2 separate regions of the Homo sapiens genome follow, and region 1 is linked to region 2. Evidence: read pairs that join two places in POLR2A ChIA-PET (ENCODE). Cell type or tissue: A673. All regions are shown on one strand. Links, peaks and the distances in the headings refer to the core of each region. The heading gives the core; the rest is flanking DNA.

Region 1 (5,366 bases), core at 2-5,001, 55 kb after region 2:
CGCTCTGTTGCCAGGCTGGAGTGCAGTGGCCCCATCTTGGCTCGTTGCAACCTCTGCCTCCCGGGTTCAAGCGATTCTCTTGCCTCAGCCTCCCGAGTAGCTGGGACTACAGGCGTGCGCCAACACACCCAGCTAATGTTTGTATTTTTAGTAGAGATGGGGTTTCACCATGTTGGCCAGGATGGTCTCGATTTCTTGACTTCGTGATCCGCCCACCTCAGCCTCCCAAAGTACTGGGATTACAGGTGTGAGCTACTGCCCCCAGCCAAAAGGCCATAATTTTTAAATCCTGAAATTTTAATTGCTGGGGACAAATTTCAGAGCTACCTTATTTTTTGGTTTCTTTGGACTTATTTCACTATAGCTCAGAGGTTTAAAATTATACTTGAATTTTTTTGTTATCCCAGTAGTAATTTGAGATCTTCAAAAAAGGATATTTCTCCTACTTTTATTGATTTGGACCAGAGCTTAGGTTGGAACAGAGAAGGAAAGATGGATAATGAACTGAACTGAAAATTCCAAGATCACCATAAACCTAAATCACATCTTAGAAATCTGGGAGACACTACTGCTTCTTAGGGCATGCTTGGTTTTCTTGTTGACAACTTTTCCCCCCTCATGCCTAGCAAGAGGAAAGGAACTAACTTCACAGAGTTAAATGACAAGGCAATAAAGGGAAATTAAGTGTGACTTTAGATATGCTGGTACATCAAGAACTCAAATTCAATTTGTGTGAGATATGAGGTTCTGGTGACTGTCCTGTGACTCTCCACTGTTATCACAAATCACCCCTCCCAGTTCTTCAGACAAAATAAAAGCATTAAGAGACATGGATTTCCTGGTTTTAAGTAGAAGAAAATAATAATATCCTGCATTTGTTGAGACAGGAGATCAAGATTGGGTGGGTATATATACCATTTTTCACCTATTAAAATAGCAAGGGTTATTTTAAGTGGGATTACTTCATGTTGGCAAGTGTACTGACATGGATGTGCTTATATATGGCAGGTGGGAGCATAAAAATGATACAGATTTTAGGGGGGAGGAATTTGGCAGTACTTACCATGATGCTTAAATATTACTTTGACCCAGTAATTTCTCTGCTGAAAAAGATGTTCAGTGTAGTGTTAACTAAACTAAGTTCCCTTGCCAAGTGTGGTATCTCAATACTTGTAATCCCAGCACTTTGGGAGGCTAAGGCAGAAGGATCACTTGAGGCCAGAAGTTCAAGACCATCCTTGGCAACATAGCAAGACCCCACTGTCTCTGCAAAAAACAAAAAAAACTAGCCAGGTACAGTGGTGCATACCTGTAGTCCTAATTACTCAAGCGGCTGAGGCAAGAAGATCCCTTGAGCCTAGGAGTTTGAGGCTGCAGTGAGCTATGATTGTGCCCCTGCAGTCCCGCCTGGACAACAGAATGAGCTATGATTGTGCCACTGCACTCCGACCTGGACAACAAAGTGAGACTCTGTCTCTTTTAAAAAAAGGAAAAAAGAAAAAAACAAGGGCCAGGCATGGTGACTGCGCCTATAATCCCAGCACTTTGGTAGGCCGAAGCAGCAGATTGCTTGAGCCTAGGAGTTCAAGACCAGCATGGGCAACATGGCGAAACCCTGTCTCTACAAAAAAGTTACAAAAATTAGCTGGGTGCTGTGGTGTGTGCCTGTAATCCCAGCTACTAGGGAGCCTAAGGTGGGAGGATCGCTTAAGCCTGGGAGATTGAGGCTGTAGTAAGCCGTGGTTGTACCACTGGACTCCAGCCTGGGCAAGAGAGTGAGATTTTGTCTCACAAGAACCCAAAAAACTAAGTGGCCAATAATTAGGGAATGCCTAAATAAATTATGGTAAACACACAATATGGAATACTATATAGCTATTTTTAAATGATAGTTGTGAAGAGTTTATATAACATGGAGAAATGTTTGTTCCTTTGTTAAGTGTGGGACTAAAAAGTCTGGAAGAAAATACAGTGTAATTAGGAATTTTTGTATTTATTTTCTTTTTCTTTTCAGTATTTCCAGTTTAATTATCTGAAAGGAAAGAATAAGGCCAGCCAATAAAGATTAGCTTTAATGGCTGTTCTCAAACAACTGATAAGGAAAGGAACAAAACCAGAGTACGGAGATGCAGAAGACATTATGTGTTATACAACTTGGTATTTTTTTTTTTTTTTTTCGAGACCAAGTCTCACTCTGTCACCTAGGCTGGAGTGCAGTGGCATGATCTTGTCTCACTGCATCTTCCACCTCCCAGGTTCAAGCAATTCTTCTGCCTCAGCCTCCCAGGTAGCTGGGATTACAGATGCCCGTCACCATGCCCAGCTAATTTTTATACTTTTAGTAGAGACGGGGTTTCACCATGTTGGCCAGGCTGGTCTCGAACACCTGACCTCAGGTGATCCACCCGCTCTGGCCTCCCAAAATGTTGGGATTACAGGTGTGAGCCACTGCGCCCGGCTCTCAACTTGGTTCTTTATTTATTTATTTATTTTTTGAGACGGAGTCTCTCCCAGGCTGGAGTGTGTGGTGCAATTTTGGCTCACTGCAGCCTCTGTCGCCTGGTTTCAAGCAATGCTCTTTGCCTCAGCCTCCTGAGTAGCTGGGATTACAGGCGCACGCCACCATGCCCAGCTAATTTTTTTTTTTTTTTCCAAAGTGGTAGGATTACAGGCATGAGCCACCGTTCCCGGACTTCAACTTGGTTCCGATGAGTGGTTTGGAACATCTTAGCCAGTTTTAATTTTACGTAGAATAGGTGAATGGGTGTCTTCCCTTCTTGTTCACTTCCTGGGCCTAGAACTATCCTAAGCATAAATGTTAAGGGGTTATCTCAAAACCCCTATAGTGTGTATCCATATTATTGAAACAATATTGAGTAACATTTTGTTCAAGCATTAGCCAATGTGATTGCCTTTCAGAACTCTGGGCTTTTCTCTGTAGTTTCTATATAGGTGGAGAAAGGTGGAGTTTTTTAGAGACTTTAATCACTGTAAATGTCCTTCAGAATACCTGCGAGAGTCCTAGAAATGAGACCAAAGTGGGGGAGGGGGGAACTAAAAGGAAGGGAAAGGAAGAAAGGCGGGAAGTGGGGAGCAGAAAGAAAGAAAACAAAACAAAAAACCCTGGCACCAATATGACAGCTTCAAACTGCTGTATCCCCAGGGCTAACAACATAGTACCAGGAATTTTTTTCTCTGCTTTCAGGCCTATAATGAGGAAATTTCTGTCTGACCAATATCAGGGGCACATCAGCTGCTGTACTAAGTTTCTTCAAATATCCTGGAATTGTGGTGAGTTTGAACCCGTTAGCTACCACTTCTACAACTGTTCTTGGAGTTGTGTGGATGCAGTCCCATTAGATATATATAGAATTACTGGTTTATCTGTGCTACATCTTAGTAAGCTCCCATTACTTTCGCATTAGGATTAATAGAGGTGGAATTTGAGATGTGCTTTGGGAAATGGGTATGATTTGGACACATGGAAGTGAAGAAGTGAGGGAATCAATATAAATAAGGACACAGGAAAAGTCAGAGTATACCTTTCTGCAAGTAGTTTACTGGGTTGTGGTGGCCTGTGGTTATGCTTGAAATCTTTTGGTGGGTTTTCTTGTGCAAGCAGTTTAGTAAGATATTTGAGGGGACAGAAGAGAAGAGATGGTTGGAAAGATGAATTTATACACAAGACTTTAGACTACATTCCTTAGGCAGTAGCAAACCATAGAGACTCTTTTAAATCGGGAGTGGCCTGGTATGAGTTGGGGTCTAGGACAATCAACCTGGTAACCTTGTGTAAAGGCATGAGAGAAGGGAAGAGGGTCTGGGCAAGGAGATCAGTTAAGAGGCCAGTACAGATACAAAGGGACAACTATTGTATGAGTCCACCTATGTGAGGTACCTAGAGTAGTCAAATTCATAAGGACAGAAAGTAGAATGGTGGTTGCCAGGGGATAGGGGAATGGGGAGTAATTGTTTAGTGGGTATAGAGTTTCAGTTTGGGAAAATGAAAAAGTTCTGGAGATGGCTGGTGGTTGTGGTTTCACAACAATGTGAATACTTAATGCACTGAACTGTACATGTAAAAAATATGGTTAAAATAGTAAACTTTATGTTGTGTATATTTTACAATTACAAAAAAAAAAAAAAGCAGCAGCAGCAGCAGCCACTACAGTGGCTGGTCTGAGTTAACCAAGGCATGTTGGCAGTGGAAACTGAGGGGAGTAGGTAGGCTAGAGAACAATTTCAGATGTGATTTGGCACCTGATTAGATGTAGCGGGTAGGGACAGAGAGTGGTCTGCAAAGGTTTAGAGAAGCATTTTCCAAACCTTGATCGAGCATGAGAATTAACCACCTGGGCAACCTTTAATAAAATACAGAAGAGTGTGCTTCACACCAGGCTAACTATAGTACTGGTTTAGATCCTGGGTGGCGAGAAAGATGATGATGCTAATCCTTATAACTACAAGAGTGAGCACAGGAGCAGGGGATAAAGGATAATGAAGATTAGTTCTTGTTTGGATATGTTGAATCTGAAGGATGGGGCAGCACCCAGGTGGTGGGATTGGGGCCAACAGGAGATATTGGTTCTAGAGAGCTGTGTCAAACTGGAGATCCAGCAGAAAGCTGACAGGGATGAGAGGATAAAGTGAGAAGTGCTAAAATCAGAGCCTTAGGAAACACCTGGATTATAGGGATAGGAGGAGAAAAAAGGCACTTAAAAAATAAATGGCCAGAAAGAAGGAATACAAAACAGCTGGTAGAGTGCATTGCCATACATATTGGAATGGTCGAGCATAAGGATTGAGAAAGGGCCTTTGGATTGGGTAAGAAAACATTGATAACCCTTTAGAATGCTGTTTTAATTCAGAAGAGATTAAGGAGTGAAAGGAGAAAATAGAAACAATAAGCAGAAATTGTTTTGTTTTGATTTTCAAGGAATGGTGAAGGGAGGGAAGAGCCAAGTCTGGGTTCATCAGGTCAAGGGAGTGCTTTTTCAGTTTGGATAAACTTGGTACTATTTTAGGCCAGCATTTCTTTTTTTTTCTTTCTTTCTTTCTTTCTTTTTTTTTTTTTTTTTGAGGCAGAGTTTTGCTCTGTTACCCAGGCTGGAGTGCAATGGTGCGATCTTGGCTCACTGCAACCTCCGCCTCCCCGGTTCAAGTGATTCTCCTGCCTCAGCCTCCCGAGTAGCTGGGATTACAGGCATGTGCCACCATGCCTGGCTAATTTTGTATTTTTTGAGTAGAGACGGAGTTTCTCCATGTGGTCAGGCTGGTCTTGAACTCCCGACCTCAGGTGATCCTCCTGCCTCGGCCTCCCAAAGTGCTGGGATTACCGGCATGAGCCACCATGCCTGTTAAGCCAG
Region 2 (5,375 bases), core at 279-5,278:
GATTATAGGCGTGAGCCACTGTGCCAGACCAGAAATTTATTTTCTCATAGTTCTGGAGGCTAAAGGTCTGAGATTGAGATCAAGGTGTCAGCAGGATTTTTTGTTTGTTTGTTTGTTTGTTTGTTTTTGGTGGTGGTGGTTGTTTTGAGACAGAGTCTCACTCTGTTGCCCAGGCTGGAGTGCAGTGGAGCAATCTTGGATCACTGCAACCTCCGCCTTCCAGGTTCAAGTGATTCTCCTACCTCAGCCTCCTGAGTAGCTGGGATTACAACCATGCAACACCATGCCCAGCTAATTTTTGTATTTTTAGTAGAGATGGAGTTTTACCATGTTGGCCAGGCTGGTCTTGAACTCTTGACCTCAAGTGATCTGCCAGCCTCAGCCTCCCAAAATGCTGAGATTACAGATGTGAGCCATCGTGCCTGGCCTTGTTTTTTAGCTTTTTGTTTTTTGGTAGAGACGAGGTCTTGCTATATTGCCCAGGCTGGTGTCGAACTCCTGGACTCAAGTGATCCTCCTGCCTCCTGATGTGCTGTGGTTACAGGCATGAGCCACCACGCCAGGCTGGATTGGTTTCTTCTGAGGCCTCTCTCCTTGCCTTGTAAATGACCATCTTCTCCCTTCATCTTCCCATGGTCTTCCCTCCATGCATGTATCTCTGCCCTCATCTCTTCTTATAAGGAAAACAGTCAAACTGGATTAGGGCCCACCCCAGTGACCTCATTTTAACTCAGTTACCTCTTTAAAGATTCAATCTCCAGGCTGGGTGTGGTGGCTCACACCTGTAATCCCAGCACTGTGGGAGGCCAAGGCAGCCGTATCGCCTGAGGTCAGGAATTCGAGACCAGCCTGGCCAACATGGTAAAACCCCGTCTCTACTAAAAATACAAAAATTAGCTGGGCATGATGGCAGGCATTTGTAATCTCAGCTACTCGGGAGGCTAAGGCAGGAGAATTGCTTGAACCCAGGAAGCGGAGGTTGCAGTGAGCCGAGATGGTGCCATTGCACTCCAGTCTGGGCAACAAGAGGGAAACTTCATCTCAAAAAAAAAAAAAAAGAGGCCGGGCACGGTAGCTCACGCCTGTAATCCCAGCACTTTGGGAGGCCAAGGCGGGCGCATCACGAGGTCAGGAGATCGAGACCATCCTGGCTAACACGATGAAACCCCGTCTCTACTAAAAATAAAAAAATTAGCCGGGCGTGGGGGCAGGTGCCTGTAGTCCCAGCTACTCGGGAGGCTGAGACAGGAGAATGGCATGAACCCAGGAGGCGGAGCTTGCAGTGAGCTGAGATCAGGCCGCTGCACTCCAGTCTGGGCGACACAGCGAGACTCCATCTCAAAAAAAAAAAAAAAAAAAAAAAAAAAAAAAAAAAGAACTGGTGAAGGGGGAAAGTAGACTTTTAATTTAATTTTTATTTTTTTATTTTTTTTGAGACAGTCTCGCTTTGTCACCCAGGCTTGAGTGCAGTGGCACGATCATGGCCCACTGCAACCTCCGCCTCCCGGGTTCAAGCGATTCTCCTGCCTCAGCTTCCCAAGTAGCTGGGATTACAGGTGCCTGCCACCATGGCTGGCTAATTTTTGTATTTTTAGTGGAGACAGGGTTTCACCACGTTGACCAGGCTGGTCTCGAACCCCTGACCTCAAATGATCCACCCACCTCGGCCTCCCAAAGTGCTAGGATTACAGGCGTGAGCCACCGTGCTGGGCTGACTTTTATTTTTAGATATTATTTGAATTTCATGACAAATTATGTAATTTCCATGATTGTCAATAAAAAAAAGAAAAAAGAAAACACTGGTGATTTTCCGTAACTAAGTGGATTCAATGAAACTAAACTTCTATTTAGTGTGTCCTTGCTAATATTTTCCTTTAAAAAGTCACAGTGCTACAAAACTGTCACCAGCTGCTGCTTATTAGGAATGTGGTTAGCAGATGTGGGTTTTCATAGTCATGCTGTATGAGATCGTTAGTCCATTTTTGCGGGTTTCAGATGGTTAGTGATTTATCTTGGTGGGATGAATTAAAAATGTGCTTGCATCAGCTAAAGGACATATGCACCTTTCTCTCTTTCGTGACATGTTTGTGCTGGAGTGAAAATATATTGCAGGATATTTCTACTGGAAGGTAAAGTAGTACTATTCATTGAAAAGGATAACTGATCCTGCTGCCTTCTTAGTGGGGAAGAGTTATGCATAGATAATTTTTCAAAGCTGGATGTTGGATCAGTTATTTTATAAGCTTATTTCTCCCTTTGGCTTCTTCCTTAGTAGTAATTGAGTGGCTCCTGCTTTTGTTCCTCTGGCATCAGGCCACCTTTGTGGCAGTGACCTTCAGGCTTGCTAAGGGCTGCAATTTTGCTTGAGGCCCTCCTTCCTTATGAAATTACACAACACTCAAACGTTGGAACCAGCCCCAGATCCACTAATTCTTTTCCTTTGACGGACTCTTGGCAATCTATACTGTCTTTCAGCCAAAGTGTAGCTTTATACAAGATCTGTTTGTCACCGAAATTAATTTGGCCATTTGCCCTTTAAGCATGGCATCAAATGGTGTTATGGCATACTCATTCCTAGATAAAGTATAGACTAGCAGCTGGAGAGTTTCTTTTTTTTTTTCTTCCTTCCTTCCTTCCTCTTTCTTCTTTTCCCTCCCTTCCTTCTTTCCTTCCTTCCCTCCCTCCTTTCTTGCTCTCTCTTCTCTTCCCTCCCTCCCTCCCTGCCTGCCTGCCTCCCTTCCTCTCTCTTCCCTCCCTCCCTCCTTCCCTCCCTTCCTTCCTTCCTTCCTTCCTTCTTTTTGAGACAGGGTCTCACTGTGTCACCCAGGCTGGAGTGCAGTGGTCTGATCACAGCCCACTACAGCCTTGAACTCCTGGGCTCAAGTGATCCTCCCACCTTAGGCTACCTAGTAGCTAGGACTACAGGTGCCCACCACCACACCCAGTTAGTTTTTGTATTTTTTATAGAGATGGGGTTTTGCCACATTGCCCAGTCTGGGCTCAAGTGATCCTCCTGCCTCGGCCTCCCAAAATGCTAGGATTATAGGCTTGAGCCACTGTGCCCAGCCAAGAGTTTCTATCAAAGGTTTTATTGTTGGTGCTGCTGAAAGTCAACTGGTAATAACAGCAATGGGTACTCATTTATTTATTTATTTATTTATTTGAGATGGAGTCTTGCTCTGTCCCCCAGGCTGGAGTGCAGTAGCACGATCTCGGCTCACTGCAACCTCCGCCTCCCAGGTTCAAGCAATTCTCCTGCCTAAGCCTTCTGAGTAGCTGGGACTACAGGTGCATGCCACCATGCCCAGCTAATTTTTTTGTGTGTTTTTAGTAGAAATGGGGTTTTTGTATTTTTAGTAGAGATGGGGTTTCACCGTGTTAGCCAGGATAGTCTCGATCTCCTGACCTCATGATCAGCCCGCCTCAGCCTCCCAAAGTACTGGGATTGCAGGTGTGAACCACTGTGTCCAGCCTTTATTTTTTATTTATTTTTATTTTTATTTTGTTATTTACTTTTTGAGATGGAGTCTCACTCTTTCGCCAGGCTGGAGTGCAGTGGCGCAATCTCGGCTCACTGCAACCTCTAACTCCCTGGTTCAAGCGATTCTCCTGCCTCAGCCTCCCGAGTAGCTGGGATTATAGGCATGCACCACCACGCCCAGCTAATTTTTGTATTTTTAGTAGAAACGGGGTTTCACCATGTTGGCCAGGATGGTCTCGATCTCCTGACCTTGTGATCCACCCGCCTTGGCCTCCCAAAGTGCGGGATTACAGGCGTGAGCCACCGTGCCCGGCCCTTTCATTTATTTTTTGAGACAGAGTCTCACTCTGTTGCCCAGGCTGGAGTGCAATGGCGTGATCTCAGCTCACTATAACCTCTGCCTCCTCAGTTCAAGCGATTCTCGTCCCTCAGCCTCCTGAGTAGCTGGGATTATAGGCATGCACCCCTACACCAGGCTAATTTTTGTATTTTTAGTAGAGACAAGGTTTCATCATGTTGGCCAGGCTGGTCACAAACTCCTGGCCTCAAGCGATCTGCCTGCCTCGGCCTCCCAAAGTGCTGGGATTACAGGTGTGAGCCACTGTGCCTGGCCGCCATTTCCTTTTTTTAGAGGTAAAGTAACATGACTCTTCAAAGAGTGATCATAGCTTGTCTCACTGTCCTTAAGAAACTGTGGAAACAGATGTGCGCTCTTTTTATTTCAGATTTCATTATCCACAGTAAGTAGATTTCCACTGACTCCTTGAGATTTCCTAGATGGTAATTTTCACTCTGCAAGGAACCAATAACCTTCAGAGGAATTATTTGAAAGGACTATAGCGCAGAAGGCACTGAATCTCAATCAATCATATGTTTAATGAGTTCCTTCTCTGCAAGGTAATCTTTTTGGAATAGTGGGGAATAAATATAAGTTGATGGGTGGTCCCTGCCCTCCTGTAGTTTATAATCTACTTGGCCAAACAAGCCAGGAACAGAATTAAATTGTTCAAAGGAAAATTCCCAATGAACTGAGGAGTCAGGCAAAGCTGAAATGAAAGCTTGCTAGGTGGTAAGGGAATTCGGCCGGAGGAGGCAGGAGGTGTCTGGAAAGAAGGACTTAGACAACGTGCAAGACATCATTGGGACACATTGACTGAATGAGTTGGGCTCATCTGAAGGTAGTGATGAAAGGCAATGTTGAAAAGTTCATTTCGGTTCTGATGGAAGGCCTTGCAGATACAGCTTGACAGTTGGGGGATTTTTTTTTTTATGGACATATTTAAAAATAATCTTTTTTTTTTTGAGATGGAGTCTTGCTCTGTCGCCCAGGCTGGAGTGCAGTGGCACGATCTCGGCTCACTGCAACCGCCACCTCCCGGGTTCAAGTGATTCTCCTGCCTCAGCCTCCTGAGTAGCTGGGACTACAAGTGCATGTCACCACGCCCAGCTAATTTTTGTATTTTTAGTAGAGATGGGGTTTCACCATGTTGCCCAGGATGGTCTGGATCTCCTGACCTCGTGATCCCCCCGCCTCGGCCTCCCAAAGCTCTGGGATTACAGGCATGAGCCATCATGTCCAGCCTGAAAATAATCTTTAAAGGAAAAATTATCAAGTAATCCCAATACCAATCTATCTCCATTAGCTACTTCCAGGGTTAAATATTTTGTTATATAACTTGCTGTCTTATGTAAGTGCCCTCACTATTAGTTAGCAGATCTGTGACTTACTCCAACTCTATTGGCAAAAAGGTCTTGATAGTCTTGCAGAGAATTCCCAGCACTTCCCTTCTGCTAATAAAGGTGTCCTCAAGTGCCCAACTCCTGGGTAATTACAAATGCAAAAGTGTTAAAAATAGCACTCATACTCTAAGGAATCAGCTGCGAAACACTCTCT

The links. ChIA-PET counts read pairs that join two places held together with the same protein. Peaks named below come from ENCODE experiments on the same cell type or tissue, not always from the same donor. Only the 100,000 strongest peaks of a DNase experiment are listed, where the experiment ranks them.
Region 1: POLR2A ChIA-PET joins it to region 2 with 11 read pairs; 16 of 35 experiments call an interaction of 5 or more read pairs at or near these places.

Annotation. Positions count from the first base shown.
Region 1 is chr16:69,232,543-69,237,908 of GRCh38, forward strand. The region is part of intron 1 of SNTB2 (syntrophin beta 2); the gene reads left to right. Among named protein-coding and RNA genes, the nearest start is that of SNTB2, 48 kb to the left of the region's middle. In A673, for the core only: no CTCF peak of the experiment used is centred there; no DNase peak of the experiment used is centred there.
Region 2 is chr16:69,177,455-69,182,829 of GRCh38, forward strand. No RefSeq gene overlaps it. Among named protein-coding and RNA genes, the nearest start is that of SNTB2, 7.0 kb to the right of the region's middle. In A673, for the core only: no CTCF peak of the experiment used is centred there; DNase peaks (open chromatin) are centred at 1,977 and 2,347; H3K27ac peaks cover 1,773 bases.